Linked DNA regions of Homo sapiens: region 1 is linked to region 2. The links are chromatin loops, found by intact Hi-C in ENCODE. Cell type or tissue: gastrocnemius medialis. All regions are shown on one strand. Links, peaks and the distances in the headings refer to the core of each region. The heading gives the core; the rest is flanking DNA. Region 1 overlaps EIF2B2 (eukaryotic translation initiation factor 2B subunit beta). Region 2 overlaps RPS6KL1 (ribosomal protein S6 kinase like 1).

The links. Hi-C counts contacts between places; a loop is a spot of excess contacts. Peaks named below come from ENCODE experiments on the same cell type or tissue, not always from the same donor. Only the 100,000 strongest peaks of a DNase experiment are listed, where the experiment ranks them.
Region 1: a loop joins it to region 2, with 2.5 times the contacts of the local background. A loop is called at or near these places in 7 of 110 quality-filtered maps.

What each region holds. Positions count from the first base shown.
Region 1 is chr14:75,007,943-75,016,270 of GRCh38, reverse strand. It overlaps EIF2B2 (eukaryotic translation initiation factor 2B subunit beta), which reads right to left. Exons shown (of 8, transcript NM_014239.4): 8 at 3,905-7,240. The coding sequence ends at 7,083. It overlaps MLH3 (mutL homolog 3), which reads left to right. Exons shown (of 13, transcript NM_001040108.2): 13 at 1-2,496. Among named protein-coding and RNA genes, the nearest start is that of EIF2B2, 9.2 kb to the right of the region's middle. In gastrocnemius medialis, for the core only: no CTCF peak of the experiment used is centred there; no DNase peak of the experiment used is centred there; H3K27ac peaks cover 1,681 bases.
Region 2 is chr14:74,909,608-74,917,935 of GRCh38, reverse strand. It overlaps RPS6KL1 (ribosomal protein S6 kinase like 1), which reads left to right. Exons shown (of 12, transcript NM_031464.5): 6 at 6,095-6,142; 7 at 6,556-6,688; 8 at 7,788-8,328. Among named protein-coding and RNA genes, the nearest start is that of RPS6KL1, 9.5 kb to the left of the region's middle. In gastrocnemius medialis, for the core only: a CTCF peak has its summit at 3,760 (motif pointing left); DNase peaks (open chromatin) are centred at 895 and 3,725; H3K27ac peaks cover 3,004 bases.

The DNA of each region.
Region 1 (8,328 bases), core at 141-8,140, 98 kb before region 2:
TACATACGTTCAACCTAACCAAATATCTTTACACTTTTTCTTTCAGGAGACAAGGGTTCTTTGGGTCCCTTTCAAACGGTATCTTGGTGTTATTACATTATGCCTATCTATTGCCCTTATAATATCACTTGGGACCAGGACTGATCGTTCTGCAAATGCTTGTTATGCCATTCTCAATCTATTTTTCCCGCACCTTTTCACATGATTTGTGGTTAATAGGACTCAACAGACTAAAATTGCATAGTAGAAAAAAAATGCAAAAAGCCAGCTGGTAATGTTTATTGCAACTGGGGTGCTATACAATTAGTAAGATGATGCAATGAGAATTTCTACTTTTGTATTTCCTGACCAGCCTGCTCAAAGTGGCTTTTATATCAATTGAATGATTTTCCTCATTTTTTAATACAGGAAACCAATTCGTGCTCATGGAAGAAAAGTTCCTTTGCCAGCAGCCTTGAAGTGAATCTTACAGGAGCAATGAAAGTATTGCATTCATTAGCGTCTGCCCCAGAGAAGGTTCAGAGAAAACCTTCACTTGTTTTCAAGGGGATCCTTGTAGATTTACGTAATTGGAATCCTGAAGAACAGGCCCTACTGTCTAAAAAATGGCTTTTATTCTTCTAAATACATATAAACGGATGTTTTATAGATGGGAAGACATGACCTTAGAAAGGAGAGAGTTTTCAGAGGATTTGCCAGGCTGTCAGGGGCTCTGCCTCCAGGCCCAGTGTGGCAGTGTGGCCTCAGGGCCTCCGCCTCCCTGCTTGAGGGCTGCATGGAGGCCAACTGTCCTGGGAGTTGTAAAAATCTTTTAAGGCCAGACCAATTTGAGGGATTTTAAAAAGTGTCTCAGTGCCTCTTATGATTTCAGAAGGTTTTGCTATATGTAATCCCAACTACTGTTTTCTTGAGAGTAGCAGAGGATTAGAAAAAGTCCTCCATAAATTATGTAACCGGCCTTCCTGACTAGCCTGACTCAAGCAATGTAAGAGATAATTATTCTGTTTTCATAATTTATAAGTGTGGGGGCATGCCTCAGCATAAAAACAACCTATTAGGGAAAAATATCTAATAGATTACCTTTATCGCCTGTTAGGGTTTTATGTTGTTTTTAACTCAGATGCCATAAGAACAAAGATACATGTAATTTATAATAGTAATCATTAATACCTATATTGTGCTTTAAGGTTTACAAAATAATTTTTCTCATACTTTATCTTAGTTTAGTTTCTTGACAGTCCATGAGGTAAGGTGGTAGCTTTATCACCATTTTACAAAGTGGGAAACGAAGGTTCCTCTTAGGAACCTAGTTGTCACCTTTGTATAATAAAACTTCGAAGCTCGGAGCTGTTAACTGGTTTGCTGAAGGCTTAGCTGTAAGAGCCAGAATTCAGACCCAGGTCTGAGTGACTTCAAACTGCACAGTCCTTCCCATTATTACCCATATGCTATCCCTTATATTTTTAATTTATTAGGAATTCATTCATTTATAAACTTGGTGATTCACCTTTATTAGATTCTGGTCGCTGAAGGCTTTAGTAACTTCAGAGTAAAACTTGAGAGATGAGATGTAAAATGCAGCCATTCTTGAGAGTTCCTTTTTCTGTAACATTCATCAACACTTCATTGAGAAGTGAAGGTTCCTATGGCTGTCTCTACCTTCAAGAGGCTTAGCTTTAGTCACTGAGAAAGACAAGGAAACTAATGATAGAATATAGTAGCTTCTTCTGGCGTTAGGTATCACAGAGTCACAGCTAGTTACAGCTAGCCCTTTATTATTGAAAGAAGAGGAGCTAGCAGTCCCACTATCAGAATTAAGACTAGAGATGGTAATAGGAGCTAGTATCAGAAAAGCTTAAGGCAAAGCATAAAGTGTAGGCTAGAATGAAGCTGGAGAATGGGGAGGGGGCTTGGGTAACATCCAGAACCTGGCTGGGGACCTGGAACTACATGAGATGTAAGAATGGAGAGGTTCTAGCAGTCAGAGGTCAGGTACAAATGAACAGCTGGGATCTGCGCATGGCAGACAGTGAAAAAACCCAGGCAAGCAAAATGGTCAGAGCAGAAAGGGGCCCAAGGCCACGTTCTTGAGATGTGGAGGGGGCTGAGGAAGCCACGCCAAGTAAGGACAGATGCAGCTCAGCAGTTCCTAGCGAGCCCTGACAAGCCAGCTCAGCTGAAGCTTCGGGTGGGAGCCAGTCATGGCACAGTGGAGTGAAGGAAGAGCAGTTTCAGGCACCCAAAACCTGACCCCCACGACCTGTTTTCCACCTGAAGAGCCACCCATTCCATCCAAACCCTTGGCAAAAGTCTGCTAACAGAGAGAACCGGCCAGTATGCTGGCCAGTCGCGATCATGCCTGTCTTTACCCTCTAAGCTGAAGCTGCTCATCAACGGTGAGATGGCAAAAAGGTGGGTCCAGAAGAGGGGAAAAGAAGGGAGTCTGTGAAAACAAAATGCTGAAGAATCTGCATCAAATAAACCCTTCCTTCCTTCCTTTTTCCTTCCATCCCTCTCTTCATTCAGCAAATCTTCAGTGAGTTCCTTTCTAAATGTATTGTATCAGAACTTGTGGGGGATATAAAGAAAAAAAAGAGGTTATCACATGGCTTAGGATGTTTCCAACCCTTGGATCATTTTCACCCCAGGCCCATTAGTTACAGAGCACTCAGTCTTACCCAGAAGCATCGGATATAGTCCAGGCAACCGGATCCAAGCGTGTGGGAATCGCAGTGTGCTGCATGTGGGAATCTATCAGGCCAGGATGATTCAAGCAGCAGCCTGCAGAAGTGGGATTTGGCCAGCCTTGCCTGACTCTGGCCTTCCAACTTGCTCTTATCTACTTCCAAAGTAAGGAATGCCCCATGATGGGCCGAGCAGTCCAAAAAAAGTGGCTTGGAGTTAGCTACCGCAATTAGCAGTTTCTCATTATTCAACACTGCATTACCTCTTTTTCATATTAACTGCAGAATTTTATTTTTATGTATTTATTATCCTTCCAAACCCAGTGTTGTAGGAAGAATATTACATATAAATGATAACTTAGGAATCTTGTCAAGTTTTTGTTTCTTCAGCACTAAGTAGCTTATTTTCTAGGCAGGTCTTAATTCTAAATGTAACATGCTTGAAAAAAACACTATTGAAAGGATCCGTCTCTTCAGCATAGTATTTAATATACATATCAGGCAATCACCATCTCAAGCATGATTAGACTCAAGTGCTGCCCTCCATCGTGTGAGGGATGCTGGGAGACTGGAAGCTTAGACTTTAGCTCTTTAAGTTGGTGCAAAAGCAATTGCAGTTTTTACTATTAATAATAATAATTGCCTAGCCATTGTGCAGTACCTTGCAAGAGCTCTTTGGCAAATGAAAGAATAATTCAAAGCAAAGTAGGCCAGATATAAAACACTTCCAAATCACATTTCAAAATTGTTCTTTCATGTCAACTAGGTGCATGTCTGCTAAGGGAGTTTTTGCAAGGACAGGTGGATAGTGTGAGGCCTTTACAATAATCACATCACCATCTGGTACTATCTGTATGGCAGAGCAGTTCTGATGTAGTTGTAGTATTATAGATCATTACAGAGTATGCCAGTCATTCCATGATGGAACTGTGACTGGCAGCCTTCATTAGCCCAAAGACTGATGCAACAGATTGCTTTGAGAAATAGTTTTGAAGCACATCCATGAAACATATGATCCTATGGGTTCCAGCATTGATTTCTTTGAGGTATCATTTTACACTTCAGTTTTTCCTGGTAGAGTATTTTTCAGAGATGTCTCTTCTGAGGCTAAATTAGGAATTTCTGTTCCTTATTCAAGTTCCAAGAATTGTGCCTTTCCTGCCCTCTGCCCAAACTGGAAGATAGAAACCGTGGGAAAAAAGTGTCTTTACAAACTGCACTGTTATCTAACTTGGTTTATTTAGCATATTGAGGAAGACTTTCACATCCATGGAATCCTAGTTCTATTAATTCTCTCCAAGCTACAACAGTTGTTTTTTTGTTTGTTTTTTTCCGAGTTTCTCGGTTCCGCCAGCAAGGCAGGGGTGGGAGGTGGGCACCCCTGATACCAAGGCTGACAGGTAGTGAGTTGATGTGGAACTTCTGTTTCCTCCTGTTCAGTTCAGGTTCTCTCTTTCTGATACTTACCCCTCCTCAAATAGGGAAACGGAGAGAGGGGAAATAAGAAGATGAGCCTTAATAGGGTTTACTTAATTGGGGTCATAAAGATTCTAAAAAGTATGCATTCCTGCAGTTCTGTTCTAGGCACTGTAAGAGCTGACCAGAAAGAGAGCTTCTACCCTTATAACCTTCATCCAACTCAGTCATGCCTGGGAAGGATGTTGGTGCTAATTTTAGACACAGAGACTAAGATGGACAAAGGACAAGTATCATAAAGCATTTTTGGAGCCAGGAACAGATTTAAGTTCCTTGCCTCACTGCTGCTCTTACTCCAAACCACACAATTGTACCCAAGTGAATTGCTGTTAGAATTGGTGCCTTTGGAGGAGACAATTGCTCGTAATTGGTAGCTACAAGCCACTTCACTGAGAAAGCGTGGGGTCTTAGATGCTTTAAGAAATAATAGAAAGACTGAGCCTGAGTGAGTCAGGCTCTTCTGAGTCATACAGCTTTTAGGTCAGTGTAAAATGCCGACTTTCTGAGGTCTTACTTTTTTCCCCTCTCTGGAAGACCTAAGGCAAAGATCGCTCTCAAAGAGATATCAAAGAATAGAGACCTTTCCCTCAGAACCTACCTCTGCCCAGTGTTAACCAAAATGTGGTTTCAAATCACCTGTTCAAAGCCCACAGGCTATTTGTTAAACATGCAGATTCTTAGTGCTCCCTCCACCCACACAGACACTGCACAAGAGGCCCTGCTTTGGACCACTAGTTCCTAAACATGGCAGAAAATCTGGATCACCTGGGAGACTTTTTAGGTTAAAAACCGGAAACAATATGTAAGCATAAACATGTCAACAAAATTAGAGGATGTCCCTCTGCTTGCTGTGCTTGGTATTATACTTCTATACTGTTTCCCTATGCGTGTACATATAATTTTGTTTTGTTTTTGTGAGACAGAGTCTCACCCACTGTTGCCCAGGCTAAAGTGCAGTGGCCCAATGGCACTGCTCACTGCAACCTCTACTTCCCAAGTTCAGCCTCCCGAGTAGCTGGGACTACAGGTACCCACAACCACACCTGGCTAATTTTTGTATTTTTAGTGGAACTAAAAATTTTATTATAGTATTTTAGTTTCGCCATTTTGACCAGGCTGGTCTCAAACTCCTGACCTCAAGTGATCTGCCCTCCTCAGCCTCCCAAAGTGCTGGGATTATAGGCGTGAGCCATTGCGCCCAGCCAGTGTTGTTTTATGGAAATGAGTCCGTATTATGCATATTGCTCTGCAGCTTGTTGTGTTTTTTTTCCCCAGCTTGTTTTTAACTAACAGAGTATCAAATGGACTTCCTTGCAAATCTGTCCCATTCTTTTAACACCAGGATCACAACTCAAATGCCTACAGGGGTTAGGCAGATAACATAAATGAGTTAAATGGATCCAGTAGGAACTGCAGAAAACTGGAGATGTTCCATCCAATGGCATCAGATGTTACCCAACCACAAACTAACTACTGCCATTTGGAAATGTTGGCCCAGAGTTGCCAAATTTGAGTTTTCAAGAAAAGCAAGAAATCTGAATTTTTGAAATGTGCAATCTCCAGATTTTTAAATATTGGTAACAAATTCACATTAAATGCAGTGAACCAGCCCAAATGCCTTCAATCCAGACACTGCCCCTCCAGCCATCCTTTTGAAACTTCTATTGCCATGTATAATGTTCCACGGTGTAACTGTCAATACTTAACCTTTCTCCTATTGCTGGACACTTAGGCTATGACATTACAACTACTACACTGAACACTCTGTATAAATCTTTTTGCTTGTACAAATAATTCTAGAAATACAGCTTCCAAATTGCCCTCTAAAAGGCTGTACCAATTTATAGTCCTATAAACACTACATGAGACTATCCTTTTCTGGGAAGCTTTAAACAGATTCCCAGGTAGTAACCCTGAGATCAGATGCAGTAGGACTGAGATGAAACCCAAGACTGTGTGAGTGAGTGATCGGAATCACTCTCAGGTGATTCTGATGATCAGCGAGGTTTTGGAACTACTGTTTTAGACTATGAACAAACTTTGGGGCCAGGAGCAGTGAATTGTAAAGGAAACTATACTTTCATTTGTACTTGTTATTTTTTTAGAGACAGAGTCTTGCTCTATCATCCAGGCAGGAGTGCAGTGGTACAATGATAGCTCACTGAAGCCTTGAACTCATGGGCTCAAGTGATCCTCCCACCTCAGCCTCCAGCATAGCGAGGCCACAGGCATGTGCCACCATGTCTGGCTAATTTTTTAAAATATTTTTTTGTAGAGACAGGATCTTGCTATGTTGCCAGGCTAATCTCAAACTCCAGGCCTCAAACAAGCCTCAAACAAGCCTCCCACCTCAGCCTCCCAAAGTCCAGGATTACAAGTGGGAGCCACTGCATCTGGCCAGTACTACCATGTTGTACACTTTTCCCGCTAACTACAGCCCTCTATGCAAACACAAAAAAGGCTCTGCTGCTGCTGTTTCAAGCAGTTCTGTCAGAGTAGGACAATAAATAAACCAACTATGGAACCTTCAAGTGGCTTTTATTGGTAGAGCCTAGAAAAAGTGTCATAGCCATTTCTGAGCAAAAATCTGTATCCCAGTAAGGTATTCAGTGTTATGTTTAACACACTACTGAACCAGAAAGTTTAAGTTCCTGACACAGACGCAACCAGGTCACTAAGAGGCTCCAAAATCAACAAGTTAAGCCCTGCTGCTCTGTTAAGATCTGAAAGGCAAGACACAGTCCTGGATGTGTGCCCTTGTTACGGGGTGACTAAAAAGGCAGGCAACAGTATCAAGGATTTTTTTTTTAGGTGGACTCCTGTGCACTCCCACATTGCAAGGATGTGCTTCAGCAGCAACACTCAAGTCTCCTCTTCATTCTGTATCTGCCTAAGCAATCTGCTTAGGACACGTGTGGTCGGTCATAAAACATGATCATCAGGATGGTAGAGTTCACTCATCAGGCGGTAGATGTAGGAAGGTGCATTCCCACCAATGTTGGAGATAAAGAGGGTAATGAGCTCTGGGGGAACGTAGTCAAACACAGGGCAATGCACGCTGACCTTCTCCAGAATGTCCCCTGAAAGGCAAGCACACATGCTAAAGGTAAAACTGAGGCTCCCTCTCTCATAATTAAGTAGCATATAGATTCCAGGCTCGAGAATGCAGGCATATTAGCTCCCCAAGGACGGGAAGCTATGGAAAAATGCAAACCAGAAGAGATGACTTCAGATCATGACAATCCCTGCTTACAACTCTCCCATGCCTCTGCACAGCCCTCAGAATAAAATTCAAACTCAGGATTGAAGTTTAAGATCTGGGCCCTCCCTGACACACCACATGAATTACAATTTGGACCACTCTCCCCCTTGCTCATTACTGTCTAGCCATGTATGGCCATCCTTTTCTAACTGGCTAAGCCCCTGCACCAGCTCATAGAAAACTATGATCTTCATATGGTGGACTCTGTTCATTCAGGACTCAGCTGAAATGTCATCTCATTAAGACCCTTCCTCAATCTCAGGCCCCTAGCCACTTTCTACCACATCAGCCTTGCTTGTCCTCAGGCATCCCATGACCTGATACTTTCTCATCTGTCTTCCACAATAGAATGTGTGGGAACAGGGCCTTATCTTTTTCATTCATTGTTTTATCTTCAGTGCCTAGAAGAGTGCTGGATACATTGTAGGTGCTCAATAACTATTTCTTGAAGATTGAATGTTTATTTAAATAAAGGGATGAAGTCAATCAACTTCCAAGAGGAACTAGGACCCCAACCAACTACTATGCGTTGCTCTCAGATGGTGTGTAAGGCCACCCTTGCTGATGAGGCTGCACGCGTAATGAGCTGAGCTGCTGCCTTCAGAAGAAGCCAGAGAAAAGAACCCCAAGACATGAGACTATCCAGGCTACAGGTGAGTTTTCTAAGGAGGAACATTTCACAACCTGCTTCCTTTGGGAGTCAATTCACCAAAATGACTCCTTATAGCAGGAAAACAGGTACATTTTCCCAACTGGTTGTTGTCTATATCTCAAACAGCATGCAAAGCCAAACCCAGACAATGCTAAATGATCCAACCCACAATAGCCCCAACAAATCTAAAATATATTTGTCTCAGAACAAATTAACATGGACTTGGTCAGGTCCTCAAGCACTTTGAGCTTCTA
Region 2 (8,328 bases), core at 20-8,019:
CTTCCCACAGCACCCCCACCACACTCACCCTGAACCCCAGGGCTGCAGCCAAGACGCTCTACCGAGCACAGCTGGGGACTTCCTGCGGCTGGGACGTGCTCAACTCCAGAAACCTGTCCAGAGAGGGCCCGTTCTGGCCCGTCCTTGCCCAGGGCCTTGGCAAGTCTGCCCTTTTTTTCCTCTCCTGACCTAACTGTAACTTTACCCTGTCCCAATGCTATCTCGCATGCTTTGCCTTATTCAGGGCAGACAAGAAGATAGGAGGCGACGTCCCAACCCTTACTCGGGGCACTCATTGTTAGAGTGCTTCTGATTAGAAGGACAGACAATGAGGTCAAATCAGAGTCCAGCCAGTATGAGGTTCCCCTCTTCCCCTGAACCCTGGAATAGTCACCCAAGAAGTTCTTTACCAAGCTGGCTAAATGGAGAGCTTCCTAAAAATACAGATGCCCAAGAATCTGTTATTTAACATACTCACTGGGTGATTTTGGTAGATCTGGGGGCCCACAGAGAAAAGGAGACAGTCCTGTACTTCCCACAGGCAAGAGGATGACATGCTGCCTGAGGGAAGGCCCCGCGCTGGGCACCACCCCGGGTGGCCACGGGCAAGCCCCCTGCTCTCTGAGCTGTGGTTTCTTCCTCTGGAAAGTGAGATGAGAATTCTCCCCCAATGGGGTGATCTGGGAGGTAAAACAAAACAATTTTGGGGAAAGACCTGGCACATGCTGTGACACTGAGTACGTGCTTGATGGCTCTAAATACAAGTGACAGGAGTGAGCTGGGAGGCACGCAGGCTTCTGCTCCCGGGCCTTACTCCAGCTGCTTCTCCTGGGTCCCTGGGGCAGGTCCCAGACTGTCAGCGCAGGCCCTGCCAGCTTCCATCTGCCACGGTCCCCTCCCCACTGCTTGAGTGTCAGTGGCCACGACCCAACCTTGGCTGAGCACAGCCGTTCCCAGGGACTGGCCGGGAGGTGACTGACACCGTGCCTCCCGGTACGATCCCGCTGAACCATAGGTGTTGTGGTGAGAGGGGTTCTGAGCTGAGTATGATAGGAAAACAGCGAGTTGAAGTTATATGGCTTTGTTTCTTAATGATCGGAGTTCTTAGAGTGTTTAGGTGCAGATGTACACTGTGACACAGAATTCCCCAAACTTGTTTAGCCTCAGGAAAGTGGTTTAGGAATCCAGTGTTTCGAGGCCCCTGCAGATGGAAAGCACAAATTAAAGCCAAGCCCAACCATTTTTTTTTTTTCTTGACACAGGGTCTCGCTCTGTAGCTCAGGCTGGAGTGCAGTGGCGTGATCTCGGCTCACTGCAGCCTCGACCTACCAGGCTCAAGCAATCCTCGCACCTCAGCCTCCTGAGTAGCTGGGACCACAGTCTCAAGCCCTGCTATTGTCTTCTATTTTTTGTAGAGAGATCTCGCTGTGTTGCCCAGGCTGGTCTCGAACTCCTTGCCTCAGGTGATCCTCCACCTCCGTTTAGGCCTCCCAAAGCACTTGGGATTACAGGCGTGAGCCAGTGGCCCGCCGCATTCTATTTCAGGACTACCCTTCTTTTTTTTCTTTTTTATCCTGTCTTGGGTACTCAACTTAAGGACTTCACCTCCCTCCTGAGATCCTACTTCCTTTCCCTGTGTCATGCCCAAGCCAGGAGCATCACTTTCCTCAAATTAGGAAAGGTGTTACTGCCCCTGGGCCTGGGTCCCTGCAGCCAGACTTGGATATACTGTCACCCTTGTTCCATTCCACAGCTGTGCCCAGACAGATCTGGGCAAGTGGGCAGTGCCAGCCAGCAGCAACCCTCAGGCCCAGGGAGGAAGCAAAGGGCTTGCTCGGGATGATGCTTGAGTGACCCCTAACGTGTCCGGCTGTTAGGATAACTAAGGGCTGAAGAGATGGTGGCAGGGAGCAGTGAGGTGGGTGGGTCGGGACTTGGCAAGCAGCCAGAATACCCGAGGGCCTGGCCTCAGAGCCTGGGGGCCAGGGAGACATCACCGGGTATTTGCTGAGCCTCGTGCAGGAGCCAGGCTCTGAGACAGGGTGGAGGAAGAAAAAGAAGGTCATCCAAGTCACTTCTTCTTTTATTTGGCTTAAACACAGGGGTGTTTTTTTTGTTGTTTGTTTTTTGGGTTTTTTTAGTTGTTACCAACATTTGAAAATGTGCAGATTCTTATAAAAGTCCAGATTTCCTGCTTCTCTTGAAAAAATCAGATCTGGAAACGCTGGCCTCCCATTCCCCTGTGGCAGCAGGGAGTGGAGGAGGAGATGCCTGCCTTAGACGGGGCACCAGCCCTCCTTTCTGCGCCTCCACCCTGCCTATTTGCTCACATGCCTGGCCCCTGTGGACCTTTGAGTTTAAGAACTTGTTTGAAACCTTTAGGCTTGTTTGTTCCATGGGAGAGTCCTCCTGGGATTTTGATACTTTGTGCATCTTTAAAGAAAAGGTTTACCGTGTTTCACCAAAGCTTTAATTGTCCCTCTGTCCCAAGAATTCAGTGGGTCTCTTTATTTAAAACAATTGCTCTTTTTTAAAAGGTGAGAGAAAGCACTCAGAACTGCCTTCCATCTTCCCAAATGGAAGGCTCACCCGACAGTTGTATGGAACCTTCTCATTTACAGAGCTGTGGCATTAAATCCTCACAGTCACCATGGGGGAACGAAGCCTTATAGGGTGCTGTTCAACACAGTAGTCACTAGGCACATAAGCCTCTGTGCATTCATATTCATTAAAATGAAGTCATCTGTGTCTCAGTTGCACCAGTCACATTTCAAGTGCTCAATGGCCCCATGTGGCTACTGGCTTCCATATTGGACAGTGCAGACATATAATCCTGCCATCATGATAAGAAGTTCAATTGGACAGTGCTGCATTTTAATACTTGTCCTACAGAGAATTAAACTGAGGTTCAAAGAAGTCAGCGGGGCTGGGCGCAGCGGCTCACACCCATAATCCCAACACTTTGGGGAGCCAAGGTGGGTGGATCACCTGAGGTCAGGAGTTCAAGACCAGCCTGACCAACATGGTGAAACCCCGTCTCTACTGAAAATACAAAATTAGCTGGGTGTGGTGGCACATGCCTGGAATCCCAACTACTTGGGAGGCTGAGGCAGGAGAATCGCTTGAACTTGGGAGGCAGAGATTGCAGTGAGCTGAGATCACACCATTGCACTCCAGCCTGGGCAACAACAGTGAAACTCCGTCTCAAAAAAATAAATAATAAACAAAGAAGTCAAGGCACTAGACAGTCCTCCATCCTCCAAACCACTGAGTAAAAGGAGTTTCTTGTTTGGTTGGATGAATGGGAAAATGCCTGCTGCTTTGCTGCCCTTTTGAAATATAATGAAAGAAAAAGGAGAAGAAAAAGAAAATCCCCTGAATCCTGCCGAACTCCAAGATAATCACTGTTAATGTTTTAGTCTAATTATTTCTGAATACTGAGGTTGGTTTTAATATGTTTTTAACAGAAATCTTTCAGTGTATGGATCAAGGTTTATTTCTGGCCTCCTCAGCCTTCCCTCCTTCGCTAGTTTTTTTGGACTCTGTCAGTTACAGGCCCTTGCCCAGGACCAGGTGGTGGGGAATCCCACTTGGCAAGGGACAGTGGGGAATTATCTGGGGTGTCAGGATTTGTGGGAAACTCTGTTCTCCTAAATGACTCCAGAGTTTTCTTCCTTGCTTTTTCTAACATTGCACAAGTTTGGTCAGGGAGCCAAGCCCAGGCTGGACTCGGTCTCTGGCTGTTGGAGGAGAGACCTCTGGTGGTTGGAGAGGACACCTCGCTCCTGCTGAGAAAAGGGTCCTGGGCGCTCTCATCTAGTCCACTGCCTTCCTTTCACTGATGATGGAGAAACAGGCTCAGGAGGGAAGGCCATTGCCAGGGTCACCTGGTTGTGCCCCCAGTTCCAGTAAAGTCTGCAGGGCTCCGGGATCAGCCTGTCTGGGTTCAGGTCCTGACTTGACCACTTTTTAGCAGTGGGACAGTAGGCAACATAACCTCTCTGAGGCTCAGGCCTGAATTTTGGCAGGATTGTGGGGATAAAATTAAACAACCTATGTAAAGTGCTTAGCACAGAGTAACCACTTTACAGCCAGGGTGGGCTTCCCCTCGGATGACACTGGTAATAATCACGACAGGTTATCAAGGGTGTGTTCTGCGGCAGGTGCAGGCTGCTGCTCTGCCTGAATTGCCTGCTTTAACAGAATCCTCTTCAGGACCCCCTGAAGGAAGTGCTGCTATGACCCCGTTTTGTACTTAAAAAGAGCAAGGTTCAGAGAGGCCATGTGACTTGGCAGATGTGATCACTGACATTCTCACAGCCTTTCCACTCACCAAGGGCTTTCTTGGTTTTTTGTTTTTTGTTGTTTTGTTTTGTTTTTGAGATGGAGTCTGTCTCTGTTGCCCAGACTAGAGTGCAGTGGCTTGATCTAGGCTCACTGCAACTCTGCCTCCTGAGTTCAAGTGATTATCCTACTTCAGCTTCCCAGGTAGCTGGGATTACAGGCGGGCACCACTATGCCCAGCTAATTTTTGTATTTTTAGTAGAGACGAGGTTTCACCATGTTGGCCAGGCTGGTCTTGAACTCCTGACCTCAGGTGATCCACCCGCCTTGGCCTCCCAAATTACAGGGATTACAGGCATAAGCCACCACACCTGGCCCTCACCAAGGGCTTTCAGAATGGCTTCAACAATCCAGAGATGTAGGGAAGGTAGGCATTTGGAATTCCTGGTTGGTAGATGAGAAAATCAATTCAATTTGCCCAGGATCGAAGCCCAGTGCCCCTTCCCCTACCCTGATCCCAAGCTGTGGCCTTCCTCACTGCCCAGCAGCCTGGCCTCAGGGCCCAGTTCCCACCCCGACCATGGCTGGCCACAGCCTCCCTGGGGAATGTCCGCAGGGCAGGCCAACAGCCAAGGAGTCACAACCCCAGGGTGCTGGCCTTGCCTCCACATGCCCTCACCTGGGCTGAATCCTCTGCCTTCCCGCCCTCGACGTACCCATGTGCCCGCTCCTATGCTGGGGCCCGCCCCTGCCCACCATGCAGATGAGTCAAGGGCCCAACTCCAAACATGGCCCTGACCTTGCGATTGACAGCGTCTGCCTCTAATGGAAACCAACACAAGAAGGAGAGGCTGCTCTCCAAAGACGGCCTCTCAAGCGGACTTTACTTATTTATTTTAAATTTTTATTTGCAGTCAGGAGTACATGTGCAGGTTTTTCACATAGATAAACTTGTGTCATGGGGGTGTGTGTAAATGAAGGGGGTGGAGTGGAGTGGGAAAAAGGCCTGAACGCAGCGTGCCAAGCCCACACAACATGGCTGCGCTGGGGAGACCTGGAGTCACCTCAGAGCTGCGGCTTCCTCAGTTGTAAAACAAGAGATCAGAGGAAGTGACTGGCTCTGAGGTCCCTTCCAGCCATGACACCTCAGACCCTGCAGGATGTTGGGGCTCTAGCTAAGGCCTTGGGTGAGGGGTTGATCTCTGGAGGTCCAGTTGGAACAGGGCTTCTCAGTTGATCTCTGGGGTCCAGGTGGAACAGGGCTTCTCAGCTGATCTCTGGGGTCCAGGTGGAACAGGGCTTCTCAGCCCTCCCGTCAGGTGGCATGAGGCCTGGCCCAGCGTGGGCAGGGAGAGGGCAGGGCATTCTGCTCGCATGCCCACCACGCACACAGTGAGCCAAGGCCCGGGCTGCTCACAGTGCATGTGTCTAGCACCTACTACATCCCTGCACTGTGCAGGGCTCCGGGAATACTGAGCTCACAGTCCAGTGGGAGACAGATTAGACAGTGTGAAGAGGCTCTCCTAAGGGTGAACTAAGAGAGCATTGGAGGCAGATTAGGGACCCCAGCCCCTGTAATCTTGGGAAGGCTTCCTGGAGGAGGCAGCATCTGAGACCACAGGTCTAGCAGGGGTGGGTGAGCAGGATAGGATCGATGTCTGCTTCAGGAGTGCCACCAAAGCCCGCCCTCCCTGCCCTGCCACTGGAGTGAGTCAGCCTCAGTGGAGGAACCTGGGAGGGGGTCAGGCTGGGGTCACGGAGCCCCAGGAGCTAGTACCTGCCTTAACCAGTGCCTCTTGGACTTTGGCAGGTGCAGCTGGTCCAGGACCCGGCAACCGGAGGGACCTTTGTGGTGAAGGCAGGTGCCACCCTGCCCCTGCCACTCTGCATTCCCCTTGGATCTTTCTCAGGGCTCTTGGAAACTCCTACCCAGAACCTGCATTTGAAGCCTGCACTCCCTCCCACAAAAGCTGGTTGTTCTGCCTGAACATGCCCCACTTTCCAGATGGACACACATGCATGCACACACACACATACACATACACATACACATACACACAAACACACATGCACACACACTGCCCCCTCTTTGGCTAGAGGGTGGAGGACCCAGATTCTACAGGGGCAGTGGGGGTAAGGACAGGTCAGGAACTGAGGGAGGCAGTTGCTCCACCCTCATTCGGGTGCCCCTGAAGCCAGGGCTAGGAGGTCCCCTAACAGCAGCAGTCTCTGGCCTGTCCCCGGCTGATCTGCCTGCCCTGCTGCTCCCAGAGCCTACCCAGGTGCCACATGGTGAGCAGGGAGCGGCTGACCATCATCCCACACGGAGTCCCCTACATGACGAAGCTGCTCAGGTACTTTGTGAGCGAGGACTCCATCTTCCTGCACCTGGAGCATGTGCAAGGTGAGCAGGCCTGGGGCCCCCTGTCAGCTCCCCAGGCCTTTGGGGTATGTCGTCAACCCTTAAAATGCGGAGCCCTGGCAGGGCGTGGTGGCTCACGCCTGTAATCCCAGCACTTTGGGAGGCCGAGGCAGGCGGATCAACTGAGGTCAGGAGTTCAAGACCAGCCTGGCCAACATAGTGAAACCCTGTCTCTACTAAAAATACAAAAACTAGCCAGGTGTGCTTGCACGTGCCTGTAATCCCAGCTACTTGGGAGGTGGAGGCAGGAGAATGGCTTGAACCCGGGAGGTGGAGGTTGCAGTGAGCCAAGATCACGCCACTGCACTCTAGCCTGGGCAGCAGAGCAAGACTCCGCCTCAAAAAAAAAAAAAAAAAAAGCTGAGCCCTGGGGAGGGGCGGAGCTTGCACCAGATGTACAGCACAGACCAGGGGACCCGGCCTTTCTGGAGGCCAGTCAGGCTGTTGTGGGCCCCTGTGTGGTACCAAGGGGGCAGGGGACATCCTGGGGTGGATGTCCACATCGTGGGTGGGCGTGAGAATCACAGCTGTCTCCTCTGTCGCTGTTTCCTCCAGCGTTGGCTCTTTTCATTTTTCCGGGTTGTGCCGATCCCTTGGGAGTGGCCAGACAGGGTGGTGGTGACTGAAGTTATGAGGACAGGAACTGGGCCATGTAGCAGATACTGATGGTTGTATTGATGACTTTTTAAAGTGAGGTGCACATCTGGGGTCATGACATATAGTCATCATAAGTGTGTGCCTGACTTTTCTTTAAATTTCTTTATATCGGTCTCCCTAAAAACAGTGTTCACACTAGTGAACCCACCACCCAAACCACAGACACTGATAGTGCTGGACATCTCTCGGTGGTGTGCCAGTTTGTAAGGCTGGGCCCACTTTAGTTGGGTCAAGAGGAGGGCAGAGGGCATTCTAAGCTGAGGGGTGGGAGGGAGCAGAGGTGAGGGGCTGAACTAGGCCAGGACACCCAGAGGCGGAAAGTCTGCGCCCAAGACAGAAGGGAGGCAGGAGTGGGAGCCGGCCCTGGCATCCATACTCTTTTTCTCCCTGTCCCCACGCTCACCGCTCCCTCTGCATGGCCCAGGAGGCACTCTCTGGTCCCACCTGCTCTCCCAGGCGCACTCCCGACATTCTGGGCTCAGCTCTGGCTCTACCCAGGAGAGGATGAAGGCTCAGCTCAACCCCCACCTCAACCTCCTGACCCCAGCGAGGCTTCCCTCAGGCCATGCCCCTGGCCAGGACAGAATCGCCCTGGAGCCTCCTAGGACTTCTCCGAACCTTCTCCTAGCTGGGGAGGCCCCATCCACCAGACCCCAGAGGGAGGCTGAAGGTGAACCCACAGCCAGGACCAGCACCTCTGGCTCCTCGGACCTTCCAAAGGCCCCAGGTGGCCACCTGCACCTTCAAGCTAGGAGGGCTGGCCAGAACTCAGACGCTGGGCCCCCTCGGGGGCTCACTTGGGTTCCTGAGGGGGCCGGCCCGGTGCTAGGGGGCTGTGGCCGAGGCATGGATCAGAGCTGCCTGTCAGCAGATGGGGCCGGCCGGGGCTGTGGCAGGGCCACCTGGAGTGTGAGAGAGGAGCAGGTGAAGCAGTGGGCGGCAGAGATGCTGGTAGCGCTGGAGGC